Regions from separate parts of the Homo sapiens genome. Here region 1 is linked to region 2. Evidence: chromatin contacts called from ENCODE Hi-C or POLR2A ChIA-PET data. All regions are on one chromosome and are shown on one strand. The core of a region is the stretch at or near the end of the contact, and the rest is flanking DNA. Distances in the headings are between cores, read along the strand shown. Region 1 has its middle 310 kb from the start of MIR5702. Region 2 has its middle 340 kb from the start of MIR5702.

What was found. Hi-C counts contacts between places; a loop is a spot of excess contacts on that map. ChIA-PET counts read pairs that join two places held with the same protein, here RNA polymerase II (POLR2A). Pooled maps may share reads with other maps.
Region 1: a loop to region 2 is called in a map of gastrocnemius medialis, with 8 times the contacts of the local background. The contact joins two enhancer-like sites. A Hi-C loop is called at or near these places in 2 of 168 maps with a recorded cell type or tissue (CD8-positive, alpha-beta T cell and gastrocnemius medialis) and 1 of 50 pooled maps. POLR2A ChIA-PET finds 5 or more read pairs at or near these places in 4 of 52 experiments (B cell, BJ, GM12878 and 1 more).

Annotation. Positions count from the first base shown.
Region 1 is chr2:226,351,901-226,354,600 of GRCh38, forward strand. No RefSeq gene overlaps it. Among named protein-coding and RNA genes, the nearest start is that of MIR5702, 310 kb to the right of the region's middle. Within about 2 kb of position 1,416, at least 2 of the 41 ENCODE cell types and tissues checked have a DNase peak (open chromatin) inside an H3K27ac peak, as active enhancers do; they include gastrocnemius medialis, where a contact is called at or near this core.
Region 2 is chr2:226,318,975-226,321,674 of GRCh38, forward strand. No RefSeq gene overlaps it. Among named protein-coding and RNA genes, the nearest start is that of MIR5702, 340 kb to the right of the region's middle. Within about 2 kb of position 1,302, at least 3 of the 41 ENCODE cell types and tissues checked have a DNase peak (open chromatin) inside an H3K27ac peak, as active enhancers do; they include gastrocnemius medialis, where a contact is called at or near this core.

The sequences.
Region 1 (2,700 bases), core at 166-2,665, 33 kb after region 2:
GAACAGAAAACAATACATTCCACAAATCAATGGCCAAATGTCATACACTTGAGGCCTGGATAAATCTACTCTAGCACTGATACCACATCTGTACAGCAGCTGTGATTAGGGATACTTGGCTGACCTTATCTGTAGCCATTCTTTAGGGTCCATTTAGCTTCTGCAAGGGCCGGACTGTGAATGAAGTGGGAATATAATGGGGACCACCACCCTTGCATCTTCCAGGCTTTCAATGGTAGCATTAAGCTTTACCATTCCCCTGGGCTGCAATTTTGTTTTGATTCACTCTTTTGGTGGAGGATGGGACAAAAACAGCCCACACTCCTGCCACACTTGGACATTGGCTGAGAGCAGACCAGTGACAGCGTGGCCACTGAGTGAATAAGAAGAATCCAAATTGGTGGCAGGTGAGGGTGTCTGCCAGCTACTCATTGTAGCCTGAACTCTCAATGGAAGAACTGATCTACACACCTCTATGGTCACTACTGCTAGACCTATCTACATTTATACATCGATCTCTACATCTCCATTTATATCGAAATACGTCTATTTTACCATACTCAAGGTTTATCACAAGAATTCAAAGACATTTATTCATATTAGAAGATATTTTGGTGAAATTCACAAAATTACAAGGTATGGGTGGGGGGCATATAAGTAAACCAAAAAATGGAAACACTTTTTAAATTTCTTTGGTGCTTTTCTGTGTGTTTAAAATTTTCAACATGCAAATCTTTTGGGATTGCATTACAGATTCATAGTTATTTTCAAAGAGAATTAAGAAACTTATCTGCTGGTTTTTTGCATCTAGAAATAATGCTTTCAGAACATGCTGATAATCATATGCTTTGGCCAATCAGACCAATCAAGTGTCCCAGTTCTGTCCAGTTCTACCACATGCACAGTGACATGCCTGCCACTGGATTACTGTCATCTGCATTGCCTCTGTAGTATCCCACCCGTAAAGGATAATGTGCAACTTTTCCAAGGGACTCAGCATGGTCTCTTTCCCTTGGAGCAACAACAGAAAGAGGCATGATAGATAGTATCAAGAAATAGTTACCTACTTTGAATAATCAAGGACTTTATAACCTGAAAGAATATTGCCTTCACATAGACAGTAAGATTTAATTCAGTGTTTTGGAGCCCAGCAAACAAGTTCCCTGAGAGAACGCTTTCTTTAAACACAGCAACTCAGGCAACTTGCACATATATGAACCAAGAAGGCCTGGAACATTCAACAAGCTGGGTACAAGAGGAGCCACAAGAGCAAACTAAGCACACTTAAAAATAACAATACGGATAAGAAGGATAATAATTATAATCTCTCTGGTGAGATAGAAGATCACTGTGACCACCAGACACAATGCCAAATATCCTGTTGGCAGGGTGCTTCCTTGGCCCTTGTGCATTTGTGAGCCCAGAGCCAGGCTGCAGGCAGGCACCAGCCCCAGCTTTCACTTGCTCACCATCAAGTGACTGCCATGAGCTCAGGTTACAAATTTGTTTATATTTAGATGAACAGGTGTGTGGCTCAGTTCTAAATCAAGGCCGTGTCCTGCAGTTGTCATCTTAATGTGCTTCATATAGCTGGAATGATTTAACGTGGAAAAGGGCGACACTCCTACCCTGACTTACGCTTAGGGCTGCACCCAGCTTGTGGAAATTTTGTCATAAATTCTGTTCGAGATTCTGTGCATCATTCCCTCTTTGCATAAATCTGCAAAGGTTTTTTGTACTGGTTGGTGGTTTCCTGCAGGAAAAGGAATGAGAAGCCCAGGTTTCTAATGTGGCTTCATTACAAGAGCAGGTTACCTCTTCCCTCTTACCTTTGCAACCTGGGGATATTTTAAAATTGCCGATTTCCAGTTGGCCCCTCATGAATACACCAAGATTGTTGTGAAACTCAAATGATACCATTTAGGTGACTGTGCTTCATAAACACTAAAGTAGTCCACAAATGCAAAATCATATGATGCATATAAAAGAGCTTTATGAAGCTAAATACACTCTACAGATGCAAACTAGTACAGTGGATGAAAGTGTCCTGCAAGCAACGTTATAAATGTCAGAAACACGAGGGAATTCAAGACCAGGAGTTCTCAAAGATAGTGGCTTTTCAGTCAGCTTCTTCAATTGTCATTTTATTAAGAATGCTGATGAAAATATAACATATAAGGAAGTGGAAACACTGGTTACACTGTAATTATTCTGTTAAGTATTTGAGCTCTGGTACTTACACAGGTTTTCATTCTAAGAATTCCACATACCGGGTGACAGAGATAGGCTGTGTATCATTCTGTAACAACCCTAAAAGAAGTAGCTACAAAGTGGGAGGCTTTTCAATGAGGGAAGGAAAATAAAATTTTGTTCCCATTCAGATTTCACTTCTGTTTATATTATCATAAGGATCATTATGTGTTATTAAAAGTGATATAAGTATTTCATACAAGAAATAATTCTGACTTTTTATAAAGTAGCTTCATCATAGGTATCTCTTAATAAAAAGTTTCCTGTCTACCAAGTGACTCCTTTTGCCCATATTCTAGTGGACCTTCCACTAAATAAGTGAACAAATGCACAAGGATATTGGCCTTCCCAAGCATGCATGACACCATGGGCCTTGGAATGCACTTGAGTTTTTCTTGGTCATTCTATCCTCACTTATGTTTAAAGTCTCCTTAATTGCTCTGAAATACA
Region 2 (2,700 bases), core at 52-2,551:
AGGATGAAATAAGCAGTAGTTTTTGTGGACTGCATATGGGATGCAGGAGAGGGAGGAGTCAGGAATGAAACCTAGGTTTCTGTACATTTGTTTACGAGTAGGAGTCTGGGGGGACCACACACAGGACCCTTCTGTGAGAAGGCCATCCAGGAAGTTGGGGAAGGGTGGATGGGTCCTGATACGGAGCTGAAGGGTGAGAGGACAGCTATCAAGCCCCTGCAAGGATTGGCAAGAGCCAGACAGCACCTCAGTTTAAGCACCAGTGGAACATCCAGCAGGTTATCAAGACAATGTGTCAGGCTCCTCAGAGCAAAGGGAGGGCCGAAAGAATCACATCAAAGTCCTGCTCCTCAAATGGGAACCCAAAGCCATGATAGCATTTGCCACCATAGAAACAGGGTTCAGTGTGGTGATGAGTCCTGCTCTGTGAACCTCCGTCTAGCCTCAGCCTACATATCCAGCATGGAGTGGGGCAGATCTACAAGGAGGAAAGAACTTCTGTGAAGAGAGGCATTGCCTAGGGGTGAGGGACTTTGCAGGCCCCCAGACCTCTAGGGCAAGACCCCAGAACAGTACCTGGCACATAGTAGACACTCAATATCAGTTGAGGGAAAGAAGGAATGGATAAAAGATACTGAGCATTGATCCCCTCACCTGTGAAATCAGCCCAATAATATATCACTGATAGTCTGAAAAAGGCTAAAATTAGTTGGCAGTGTTGTCTGCAGGGCTGAGCTCATGAAAAGCACTAGAGAAGCTATAGCCATGAAGGGATGAAGGTCTGGGAAAAAATATACGTCATTTTTGTTTATTTATCTGCAGTGACCAGGACATTGCCTTTAATTAGCAATCTAATTATATATTGGGACATTAAAAATGTACAAATGGGGCATGAGGATTTTATTCCTTGTGGACAAGGCCACAAGTGTATTATTCACCACTGCATCTCAGGCAATGTAATCCACTGCATGTTTAACAAATAACTGACATAGAATTTATTTATTTAATTCCTCTCCTGCAGCCAACAGAGTATCTCTCTTCGGGAAGGTGACCTCTGTAGTTCTTTTCTTCCCCCCCACCCCTTGGCTGGGGTTGTTTTTCTCTCCAATTATAGTGAAAGTGGGTGGAAAGTATTGGTTCTCTCTGTCCCTGAAAGGAATTCACTTACTTCACTGTCATGGTCCACAGTGACCAAGCTTTGCCTCATAAGCACCACAGCTTCCCCCAAGCCCTGGGAATGAATGAATTACCCTTGGGGTGGGTTGTGCAAGAAGAAAAGCCTGCCTGTTCCAGGAATAGCCTCCACATCCAGGAGAAGTGACAGCACCTGTTGGTGACTCTCAGAGAGTTGGCTGGGATGGCAAGGCAGACTGAGAGGCACAAATTCTGAGGCTGGTTTTTGAGCCTGTTAAGCTCCTGAAGGGGAAGCCCAGTGGATGGAACTGGCTATGATTTGTTGCTGCCTGGTTGGAATATGAGTTGGGCTCCCTGGAAGCTGCAACCCTGCTTAATTTACCTGTCAGATAGCCTGATGAATTTGCCCATAGAGTTTTTAAATAGAAGATAAAGCCCTTCACTCTGTAAGGCTTTCCTCTTCAGTGGGGAACATAGCCATCACTTGCGTGGATCGATGTGGCTAATTCAGGGCTCTTCAGCCCCACCCTGTTGAGTACTCTACCTCAGCTCTGTAAATATAATTCTTTGGAATGGAATTCAAAAGATTGCCCATTGTGTGCTCAGTTTATTTTCCAGTGAAGGCTCCAAGAAGCCAGGTCACCAGTCGCCGCTAGCTGGTGCTCTGCTAGCGTGCCCCGTGGCAGTAGCTGAGTGCCATCCAATGAAAGTGGCTGGACTCAGGGACCCAGAGGAGCTCAGGGGGCAAGGAGAGCTCACACAGGTAGAGTGCTCAGCCCCACATCATGACTGTTCACTAATTTTCAGCCTTCTTTGGCCCACTTCCCTAAAAGTTCTATGCACCATTCCTGTCCTTTCATTAGAAAACATGTTTTTGGGATAGGGATTAAAAAAACAGACAATTCTTGGAGATACCTGGTCTCCTCTGTCCTTCCACATGAGAGATAAGGAAGAAGAAACATGGAATTCTAGGTTCAGGGCACCCATTAATCTGCAATACTTGGACTATGCCTTTCAACAAAAACTGAAGAATCTAATTTAAAGTCACTAATAAACACAAATAAGTCTGTTGGATTCATGATTCTATAGCAACTGTTAAGTACTAATGTAAATTTACATAACATCATCTTGATCTTTTCTTTGCCAGCAATAATGTATAATTCTATTCATCTCAACAAAGTGCATTGTATACAGAAATTTTCCCATTTAATAAAATATTAATTTTGCCTCTTTTAAAAACTGCTCATTTTTTTCAGTAACAAATGGATAATTCAGTTTCTTCTGGTGGAAAAAAATATTAAGAACAAAATACTTATGTTCATATGATCAGTGTGTAATTGTTTTTAACATCTATATTGATATAAAATAAATAATTTTAAGAAGGTAAAAAATACAAAGCACTTTTTAATCCTCTTTAAACAATACATAAGTAGGTTAAGGGGTTTCCTGAAAACAGTTTACATTTTAAAATTTTATAACAATTAAAAATATGCTCCAAAGCATAAACACATGTTCTTAATCAACATTCTTTTAATAATGAACTAAGACAGAATTTTTCTTTTTTTC